Linked DNA regions of Homo sapiens: region 2 is linked to region 1. A link is a loop called in an ENCODE intact Hi-C map of the cell type or tissue named here. Cell type or tissue: OCI-LY7. All regions are shown on one strand. Links, peaks and the distances in the headings refer to the core of each region. The heading gives the core; the rest is flanking DNA.

The links. A loop is a pair of places that touch in the nucleus more often than their neighbours do. Peaks named below come from ENCODE experiments on the same cell type or tissue, not always from the same donor. Only the 100,000 strongest peaks of a DNase experiment are listed, where the experiment ranks them.
Region 2: it touches region 1 in a loop (8-fold over the local background); 17 of 110 quality-filtered maps call a loop at or near these places.

What each region holds. Positions count from the first base shown.
Region 1 is chr19:19,173,196-19,178,559 of GRCh38, reverse strand. All of the region lies in intron 5 of BORCS8-MEF2B (BORCS8-MEF2B readthrough), which reads left to right. It overlaps BORCS8 (BLOC-1 related complex subunit 8), which reads left to right. Exons shown (of 6, transcript NM_001145784.2): 6 at 1,100-1,654. Among named protein-coding and RNA genes, the nearest start is that of MEF2B, 5.6 kb to the right of the region's middle. RefSeq lists an enhancer at 3,679-4,180. In OCI-LY7, for the core only: a CTCF peak has its summit at 3,340 (motif pointing right); a DNase peak (open chromatin) is centred at 3,339; H3K27ac peaks cover 609 bases.
Region 2 is chr19:19,050,530-19,055,893 of GRCh38, reverse strand. It overlaps ARMC6 (armadillo repeat containing 6), which reads right to left. Exons shown (of 9, transcript NM_001199196.2): 5 at 3,699-4,272; 6 at 1,573-1,742; 7 at 498-629; 8 at 1-103. Among named protein-coding and RNA genes, the nearest start is that of SLC25A42, 11 kb to the left of the region's middle. RefSeq lists enhancers at 1,815-1,874, 3,638-4,138. In OCI-LY7, for the core only: CTCF peaks have their summits at 1,738 and 1,937 (motif pointing left); a DNase peak (open chromatin) is centred at 1,903.

The DNA of each region.
Region 1 (5,364 bases), core at 237-5,236:
TTACAGAAGAGGAAACTGAGGCCCCGAGAGGTAAGGCAGCCAGCTCAGGGTCATCGCCCACGCCCAGAAATGCCAGGATTCCCACCCGGACCTCTGACCACCAAGCTCCACCTTAGTCTGGCCCGGGGTCATCCCTCAGGTGCTGCCTCATGCCTTGGGTCTGTCTCTCAGACCACCCTGGCCCTTGCCCCTGCTCCCCAGCCTGACTGAAGCTGGGCCAGGCAGAGACTGAAGACTGAACGAGTGTGGCCAGCATTCCTCCTGCACCTGCCCGGAGCCTCCAGGCCCAGCCGTCCATGTTCCCAGAAGTCCAGAAGTGGCTTTGCTGCTCCTGGACTCTCACTGGCCCCCCATCGACCCTTGGACCAATAACTGCCATCAAAATAATCCTGATTATGCACCTATCAAGTCCCTGGCCCTGGGCTAAAGTCTTCACAGGGGTCATCTCATTTCATCCTCAGCCCCAAAAGGCAGGTCTCACCCCCAAATACATATGGACAAAAAGAGGCTCTGCCGGGTGTGATGGCGGGCACCTGTAATCCCAGCTACTCAGGAGGTTGAGGCATGAGAATCGCTTGAACCCAGGAGGCAGAGGTTCCAGTGAGCCAAGATGGCGCCACTGCACTCCAGCCTGCGCGACAGAGCGAGACTTCGCACCCGCCGCCCCCCAACCAAAAAAAAAAAGGGCACAGTCAGAGAAGAGCAGAGCCCGGCTTGGTTTGGTCCCAGCCCTGCCTGCCTCTGATGTGCTGTGTGACATAGGCCTGGTGCTGGCCCTCTCTGGGTCTCCCTTTCTTTCTTCCTTTCTTTTCTTTTCTTTTCTTTTCTTTTCTTTTCTTTTCTTTTCTTTTCTTTTCTTTTCTCTTCCTTCCTTCCTTCCTTCCTTCCTTCCTTCCTTCCTTCCTTCCTTCCTTCCTTCTTTCTTTCTTTCTTTTGACAGGATCTGGCTGTCATCCAGGCTGGAGTGCAGTGGCACGATCTCGGCTCACTGCAACCTCTGCCTCCTGGGCTCAAGTGATCCTCCTGTCTCAGCCTCCCAAGTAGCTGGGACTACAGGCGCACACCACTACCCCCAGCTAATTTTTTGTATTTTTTGTAGAGACGGGGTTTCACCATGTTGGCTAGGCTGGTCTCAAACTCCTGAGCTCGTGATCCTCCCGCCTCAGCCTCCCAAAGTGCTGGGATTATAGGTGTGAGCCACCGCACCCAGCCTTGGTTCTCCCTTTCTTCATCTGGATAAGGAAGGCTGGACTGCACCTTCTCTACAGGCTGAGTTGGACATTCGCAGATCTACCCTCCCAACCTGCATTCTGCCTCAAGCAGCAACGCCCACCCCAGGCTCAGGCCACATGGAGAAGCCACCCCTAGTTCCAGTGGTGGATGTGGCACCTCGGCCTGGCCAATCAGAGCTCCCTTGTCCTAGGTTCCTAGTGATTGGTTTGAGATGGACACGTGACCCAATGAGCGACCTTTCCTGGGAGTTCTACCAGGAGCATCAGGAAGGTTGAGCTGGGTGTATGGGAACCAGGCCGGGGCGAGGGGTTCCGGGGGGACCTGAGAACATTGTGTGGAGCCCTGGATCCAACTGTACCTGACACTAGCCAATTTCATTTCTTCAGTTTCATGGACCCCTAAATTATGATTTTTGCCAAAATGGCTTTGAGTCCGTTTCTGCTGCTGTTTGCAGAAGGGCCTGCACTGACCACTGTGAATGCCAAGCCTGGGTGACCAGGCCTCCACAAGTTATGCATCTCCAAGGCCAGCTGTGTGCCAATGCAGTTACCCCAGAATCCCTTGTTCCAGTACAATGTATTAGGGAGGTCAGATAAGAGTTGTTTGGGGTCGAGGCAGGTTCCAGTCACTGCTCTGGGAGGGTCCCTCAGCTTGGCACTGTGGGGTGGTTGATGGAGACGGATGGGAAGAGCAGGGGTGTCCCGAGGGGAGACAGAGGGCATCCTGTTAGGACATCGGGCCTGTCAAGGCATCTGAAGGCCTGGAAAGGGGGTTCAGCCCTACCTCTCCTCCTTCTAGGTCACACTGGGGGGCCTCTGTGCCATTATCCCACCTCTCCACTGTCCTACTCAGCTTAGGAGTGGGGAGGAGCCTAAAGCCACCCCATTTAGGGCACTGATTGGTGTGTGGCCTCCAGAGTCCTTCTCCCTTCTTACCTGCTCTGAAGGCACCTCTCAATGTCCATCTGTCCTTCGTGCGACCATTTCTCCAGCAAACACTGGTATTTGTGAGCCAGCCCTCTTGCTCAGACCTTCAGGACAAACTGGCAGCAGAATGGGATTATTGCCTGCCTCCCAGGACCTGCCTAGGATGTCTGGGGCGCTAGGAGCTAGGGGTGAGGGAGGCAGGTGTGGGGGGCCCCACCAGACCCTTCTAGGGCTCTGAGTCACTCATAGCCCCTGGATGCAACCTCAACCAGCGACTAACAGTCATCTCTCTCTCTTTTTTTTTTGAGCTGGAGCCTCACTCTCGCCCAGGCTGGAGTGCAGTGGCGCGATCTCGGCTCACAATAACCTCTGCCGCCTGGGTTCAAGCCATTCTCCTACCTCAGCCTCCAGAATAGCTGGGATTATAGGCACCTGCCACTGCGCCCAACTAATTTTTGTAGTTTTAGTAGAGACGGGGTTTCACCATCTTGGCCAGACTGGTCTTGAACTCCTGACCTCGTTCTCCCAAAGTGCTGAGATTACAGGTGTGAGCCACCGTGCCCAGCCCAGTCATCTCTTAAAAGGAGTCTAGGCCGGGTGCGGTGGCACACGCTTGTAATCCCAGCACTTTGGGAAGTCAAGACTAGAGGAACCCCTGAGTCCAGGAGTTGGAGACCAGCCTGGCAACATGGAGAGACCCTGTCTCTATAAAAAAACAAAATAGCTGAGCATGGTGGCTCACGCCTGTAATCCCAGCACTTTGGGAGGCTGAGGTGGGCAGATCACCTGAGGTTAGGGGTTCAAGACCAGCCTGACCAATATGGTGAAACCCTGTCTCTACCAAAAATATAAAAAATTAGCCGGGTGTGGTGGTGCGCGCCTCTAATCCCAGCTACTTGGGAAGCTGAGGCAGGAGAATTGCTTGAACCCGGGAGGCAGAGGTTGCAGTGAGCCAAGATGGAGCCACTACACTCTAGCCTGGGTGACAGAGCGAGACTCTGTCTCAAAAAATAATAAATAAATAAATAGATAAAAGGGATCTGATCAAGACTCTGGGTTGTCAGACACCTCGTCACCCCGAGTCCAAGGGCTTGTGGGGGCGCTGGTTAATTTGCATCTCATTTGAATGCTCGATAGCCCTTTTTGCCTGGAGGGCGCCCCGCCCACTCTAGCCGCCAGGGGGCGCAAGAGGCAAAGCGTTGGCGGGAAGTTCAGCCTCCTAGCGGTCATTGTCTGCAGTCCTGGCTGGCCCTGGTGGGCACACTGTGACCCTCCACCCTTTTTCACCCTATATGCCCTCGCTCCCATTTTTCAGAGAGCAAACTGAGGTTCTGAGAGGCCAGAGGGCTCTCAGAACAAGAGCTCGCAGCCTCCCTTGTCAGGGTGGAGAGCAAGGGCACTCCTAGAGCTCACTCAATAGCATTTACTGGCCAGGCGCGGGGGCTCACACCTGTAATCCCAGCGCTTTCGGAGGCCGAGGTGGGCGGATCACTTGACGTCAGGAGTTGGAGACCAGCCTGGCCAACATGATGAAACCTCGTCTCTACTGAAAATACAAAAATTAGCTGGGTGTGGTGCATGCCTGTAATCCCCAGCTACTCTGGAGGCTGAGGCAGGAGAATCGCTTGAGCCCGGGAGGTGGAGGTTGCAGTGAGCCGAGATCACGCCACTGCACTCCAGCGTGGGCGACAGAGGTAGACTCCATTTCAAAAAACACCCAGCTGGGCATGGTGGGTCACGCCTGTAATCCCAGCACTTTGGGAGCCCGAGGCGGGTGGATTACGAGGTCAGGAGATTGAGACCGTCGTGGCCAACATGGTGAAACCCCATCTCTACTAAAAATACAAAAATTAGCTGGCTGTGGTGAGCACCTGTAATCCTAGCTACTCGGGAGGCTGAGGCAGCAGAATGACTTGAACCCGGGAGGTGGAGATTGCAGTGAGCCGAGATTGCGCCACTGCACTCCAGCCTGGCGACAGAGCCAGACTCCGTCTCAAAAAAAAAAAAAAAAAAAATTTAACTCCCGGCAGAACTCCAGAGATAGGCAGCTAGAAGAGAGACAGTGAGCTCTCCGTGCCATGGGGCATCCAAACAGAAGCATAGTGCTCACGAGGCTGGAGATCACCCAGAAAGGATCCCAACCCTGATCTGCAGATGGGGTAAAAGGAGACCCATACAGGGCAGCGACCTGCCCCCTGCTCCGTCCACAGTGGTCAGGACAAGAATCAGACTTCCGCTGGGTTTTTGTCCTTAGCCATTGGTGTGAGTCCTGGTTTTTATTTCAGACCTACTCCTCTGGGTTCCCGGAGAGTCCTGCACACTCAGGCCCCTGGAAAGCCTTTTTTTTTTTTTTTCTTTTCCCTACAGTATCCCTGAACAAGGCTTCTGGGTGCCCCAGGCTTATCCCCCACTCCCTTTCACTGCTTAGACCTTCTTTGAGATTCTCCAGTTCTTCAAGAAACCCATGGAGGCTGTGCGCAATGGCTCATATCCATAATCCTAGCTCTTTTGGAGGCCAAGGCAGGAGGATCGCTTAAGCCCAGGAGTTCGAGACCAGCCTGGGCAACAAGCGAGACACCCAGTGCACCTCAAAAAAAAATTTAAAAATTAGCCAGGTGTGGTAGTGCATTCCTATAGTCCCAGCTACTTGGTAGATGGAAGCGAGAGGATCACTTGAGCCCAGGAGTTCAAGGCTGCAGTGAGCCATGATTGTACCACTGCACTCCAGCCTGGGCAACAGAGCAACTCTGTCTCTAAAAAATGAAAAGAAAGAAACCCGTGGAGACACCCCTTTGGTGCCACCATGCACTGGGCCCGGGCCCAAGGAACCCCCAGGCTGGGGGACACAGAACCAGCCACATACTCTACCCCGCCCCCTGGATCAGTGCTAAGCTGGAAGGAAGGGTGGGGAGGTGGAAGGATCCTAAGTGGTAAGAGGATAGGAAGGCTTTTGGAGGAGGGAACATTGGAGGTGGGCCTTAAGGGCTCCTATTATCCCCACTTCTTCTTTTTTTTTTTTTTTTTTTCTTTTTTGAGACAGAGTCTTGCTCTTGTCACCCAGGCTGGAGTACAGTGGCGTGATCTTGGCTCACTGCAACCTCCACCTCCCGGGTTCAAGCAATTCTCCTGCCTCAGCCTCCTGAGTAGCTGGGATTACAGGTGTGTGCCACCATGCCTGGCTTTTTTTTTTTTCTTTTTTTTTTCG
Region 2 (5,364 bases), core at 62-5,061, 120 kb after region 1:
CCTGCAGTGCTGCCACAGCCCCGCCACCCTCCACGATGATGCGGCTGTTGTCGGGCTTACGCAGGGCCAGGAAGCACAGGGCCGCGCAGCTCTGCTCACACACCTGCAGGGGCCAGTCACAGAAAGGCTGAGATGCAGCAGATAGACCCCCCACAACATCCTGCCATGGCCACCAACCCCTGGTGAACACCCTGCGGCCTCCCCTCCGTGGGTCTCTGGCAACTCCTGTGTAATAATGGCAGGGTGACAAAAATATCAGCTCAGCTCTTAGGGGTGACAAGGGCAATAGGCCTGGTCAGATCTTTGCAGGGTGCTGGTGGTAACTCCAGGACACCCAAAGTCATGCATACGCAGGTCAGCATTTGAGAGCCAATGCCCACGACCCTCACCAGCCCTGCCCTGGCCCTGCAGGGGAATAGAGCTTCATGCAGATACAGAAACTGAACTGGGACTCCAGCCACCACCCTGCTACTGTGTGTGCCCCCCGAGGTGGGTACCTGGGGGCTGGTCAGATGCTGGGTCATAGCAGCCACGATGGACTCCGTCCCACCAGCACGGACAATAGCATCTTTCACGTCGTCGTTGCCTGCGATGGCTCGCAGGGTGCTCAGCACTTGCTTCACGAGCTCCTGCACAAGGGAAAGGCCCGCTCACCTCCAGCCAGGCCGCTGGTTGTGGGAGAGGGCTCTGAGGGAGAATGTGGGGCTGTTTTGCTGTTTGACCAACAGGTATGGTGTGACTGCAGGGTGTGACTAACGAGAAGGGGTGGCAGATGCCTGTGGCTCAGGCTGCCTGTGTCCAAACGGTACCATCCAGGTGACTTGATCCCCTACCCCGACAGGGGCAGCGGGGGCATGTGACTCAGGCCGGCCTTCAGAGCACAGGGTCCCCCTGTCCACGGCCACAGACCCAGGGTAGGCGCTAACTGCCCTGCACTGAGGACAGTGGATGAGGTGCTACTGGGACTGCTGATCCCCCGATGGAGAACCTGAGGACCCTGCCCCCAACTGCCCAGGAGTACAGGGCAAAATGTATCCCTTCATTTGCTGAAGTTGGTTCCCATTCAGCTCCTGGCCACTTGCACAGAAAGAGGCTGGCTGACGTCAACAGCTGGGCTTGGGGGCGCAGGACCGTGGCACCCCTGGGGGCTTTCCTGCAGCTGCAGCTGGATAGGGAGGCACCTGTTGATTGGCTCCCTGCTGTGGATGGGCACATGGAGAAGGGCTCAATAATCGGCTGCTAAACGGAGTAATGAGTAGGGACACTGCTCTATTCTGTAGCTAGGGAAACTGAGGCAGAGGTGCGGGAACTAACCCAAGTATCCCAGCCTTGGCCGACACACCCCAACCCTATGCTTCCTACCATCCTTTTCCTGGTGCAAAAGGACAATAAGGGAGAGCAGGTGGGTTTGTTTCCCCCCCGACCTTTGGTTCCTGCCCTTGGGTCCGTGAAAAGAAAAACTGCACTTTGGTTCCGACACTGGCAGGCAGGGCTGGCTTGTTCTGACTATAGCTCGTCCGGTTGACTGGGACCCAGAAGGACAGCACGCAATGGGCCAGGGGGACTTCATACCTGAACGCCGCTCTGGTCCCTCATCTGGTGGTCATTGCAGTCGGCTAGCAGGGACACCAGAATGCTCAGGCCCCCGAGGTCGACGACCTCCTGGCAGAACTCGTTGCGAATGGCCAGGCGGGACAGGGTTCCACAGAGCTCGCTCAGGATGCCAGGGTTATCCAGGAACGCTGCAGGGAGAAAGGGAGACGGTGGTGGGGGCGGGAAGAACCAGCCGCAGGGCCCTCTGTTTTGGTGGAGATCCTGCTCCACTGGAAGAGTCCAGCCCTTCTGCCTATTGGAGTGGCCACGGGCACCAGGAAGGCCCCAGGGAACACCAGGGGCTACCTGGGCCTGCAGTGCCCCCTGCTGGCTGCTGGGAAGACTTAAGAATGTGCCCCCCAACCCGCTTCCTTCCATCATGCCCCAAATAAATTCCATACCAACTCATGGTCTCACCTAAAAAAAGAAAACTATAATAGTGCAAAAAAAAAAAAAGACATCTGAAGACTATTTTTATGATCATGGGGTAGGAATGGCTTCTCTAAGTGCAACAGGAAACTCCAGAACCATAGAGGGACACATACGGACTGGGCTGACGTGGCCAAAACTGAACACAGGAGCCGCAGATGGAGCCCAGAGGCGCTGCACCAGGAAGCAGGTGCCGGCACTCACGCCAAGAGGGCGAAGATCCTGCACCTACACAGGGCTGCGACGGTCAGTTCCTGTGACCACCTGTAGCCCTCTGCAGTTCCACCCAATGCCAATCTAGGTGTTGCCGTGGAGGTATTCTGTCCACATGGTTACCATCCACAATCAGCTATCTATTATTATTATTATTATTATTAATTTTTTTGAGACAGAGTCTCGCTTTGTCACCAAGGCTGGAGTGCAGTGGCGTGATCTTGGCTCACCACAATTTCTCCTTCCTAGGCTCAAGAGATCCTTGTGCCTCAGCCTCTCAAGTAACTGGGATTACAGGTGCCCACCACCACGCCCAGCAATTTTTGTATTTTTAGTAGAAACAGGGTTTCATCATGTTGCCCAGGCTGGTCTTGAACTCCTGGGCCCAAACAATCCTTCTACCTCAGCCTCCCAAAGTGCTGACATTACAGGCATGAGCCACCATGCCCAGCCCAGTTGCCTTTAAGTAGAGGAGATGACCTTGAACAATGTGAATGGGACTCATTCCATCAGCTGAAGTCCTTAGAAGGAAACTGAGGTGTTTCCCCGAAAAGGGGACTGCCTGGGGGTTTCCAGCCTGCCCTATGGAGTACAGACTTGCCATAATTGCATGATCCCATTCCTTACCAAAAAGTCTCTTCATATATACATATCCTGTCTCTGGCAGAAACCTAACTGATTGGAGCTCCTATAAATAAAACAGGAAAGATGTGAGCTACCTCCTGGAAAAGCAGCCTGACTTTGCAGAAGGTCGGGACTCATTTTCAGCCTTGCTGGAGGTGTGGAAGGGAGACTGAGGTGGGCCCATCTCCTCAGCAGACAGAGCCAGAACCCCCACACAGGCCTGGCCACAGAACCAGAGTGACGGGGCAGGCAAGAAAGGGGAACTCATCCTCCTAACACCTTCTGTGTGTCAATCAGGACTTTTCTGGTGGGTTCAGTGGATGGGATGGGGGTAGGGGTTAAGACAGAAGCTTTAGGGTCTGACGGTCAGCACTGTGACCTCCCAGGGCTGGCTCACCATGGTCACCCTGGAGCCAGACACATGAATATGCCTAAGGATTTGTGGCTGAATATGATCAAGCGTGTACACATCCAGCTGAGACTGCCATGGTGCATGCCAGCCAGCCCCCCCGAGTCCTCTTATTTCCCTCTGGGGAGGTCCCCCTTCCCCACTCTCAGCCCCTGGAGTTGGACACAGCAAGCCCCTTCCCCAGACAGCTCCAGAGATGGGATTGTGGCCTGCTCCTGGCCCCTGAGTGCTGGCCTGGAATTCTCCTGGAGCCACTAGAAAACATGGGGAGACTCTTCACGAGGGCTGCCATGCAGGCAGGTCTAAGCCGAGGGGCGAGTGGAGCCTTGAGCCTGCCGTGCCTAAAGCAGTCCTGAGCCCTGACCCTCACTCTGGTCACATCTGACCCGCCCACTTTGTTCGCTGGCTCGTGTCGGCCCCCAGCTCTTACCTTTGGTGGCTTCGATGAGCACCTTCAAGCCTTTGTTCTCCTGCACAATCATCTTGGCATGGTTGTGGGCATGGCCAAAGGGCACACGGATGTCGTCATCGAAGGTCATGACACGCAGGGCCCAGCAGGCTTCCCTGACCACGTCAGTGTGGTGGCCATGATGGGTGATGGCACCAGTCAGCAGAGGCAGCACGCCAGCTTTCACCAGGTCTTGCCGATTCTGTTCATGTTTCAGGCAAGCGTGACGCACACAGCGGATCCCAGAGCAGGTCAGGTCAGCCTCATCAGCATTCTGGGTCAGCGTGGCCACTAGGAGCTGCAGGCCCTGGGCATCCAGGAGGTCTGGCTGTCCATCAGTCAGCACCGACAGGGCATTGAGGGACTGGAGCAGAAGGCCCTGGTCACCTGCAGTGGCCAGCTTCCAGGCAGTGAAGATGATGGGGTAGGCCCCCTTCTGGGCCGCGAGGAAGCGGCAGGCCTTGTCCTGTTTGCACTGGTCGCAGAAGCGGGTGAGGTATGCTGACACCTCCTGGGGGCGAGAGCTGGCCACAGACTCCTGGAGGTCACTGAGCATCTGGGAGACATGGGAGAAACCTCAGCATCAGCTCAGGCAAGAGGAACCCATGGCCACAGCAACAGTGTCTGGACCCCTGCAAGGTTCCCTCCCCTGGGATCTGGGCCTGCAGTGGAAGTGATGTGGGGCAAGTTACAGCTCTGGCAACTTCCAGACCTGTGATTCTAGGAGCTTTGAGCTTCAGAGGCCATAGCGTGGAAGACTGACACACACACACACACACACACACACACACACACACACACAGAGAGAGAGAGAGAGATCCAGACAACTCAGTGTCCCTGCCGAAGGGCTGCACACATAAATGCAGACATATTAAACATTCCAGCCCTACCTGCCATCAAGAGGCCCCAAGCGATACCAGCAGAAGAACCATCCAGTTGAGCCCAACCAGGCAGAATCACAAGAAACAATAAGATGCCTGTTGTTTGGGTTGTTTGTCACACAGCTGTAACAAACTGGCACACCTGTCAATGGTCAGCTCTCCAAGGAAGGAGAAAGCCACATTCACCAGACATACCCATCCTGATGTCTCCTTTCATCTCTCTCATTCACTCCACAAACATTTATTGAGCACCTGCCAAATGTGGTTACACTGTACAGAGAGCAGATTTATCCAAATTCAACTCTAAGCCACTGGGGAGAAAATACTTTAAACAACTCAGATAAGTTTAGCTGCCATTCAACTACATGACCTCGGGACATGTCTTAGCATGAGCCAAAGATGAATCTGTGAGCCTGAAGTGTAGGAGATTATTTGCCCTCAGACTGAATCAGGGTGGTTCTACAGAAACCACCAGCCCAAAGGGCTTTGATTTGGCATTGACTGACACGAAAAACAAAGAAGCCTATGGGATAATCCTCACTGAGCTCAGATTTGTGGACCTAAGTATATGTTACAATGCAACAGGATATTTAAAAAGGTAAGTTTTTGCTAAAATGAGATTAGAACTGAAAAACAAAAAACAACAAAAATTAAGTTAACACCAGTGTGCATGACTAGAATAGACATTACTACAAAGAATACATACAAATGGCCACTAATACATGAAAAGATGCTCAATGTCACTAATCATTAGGAAAAATGCAATT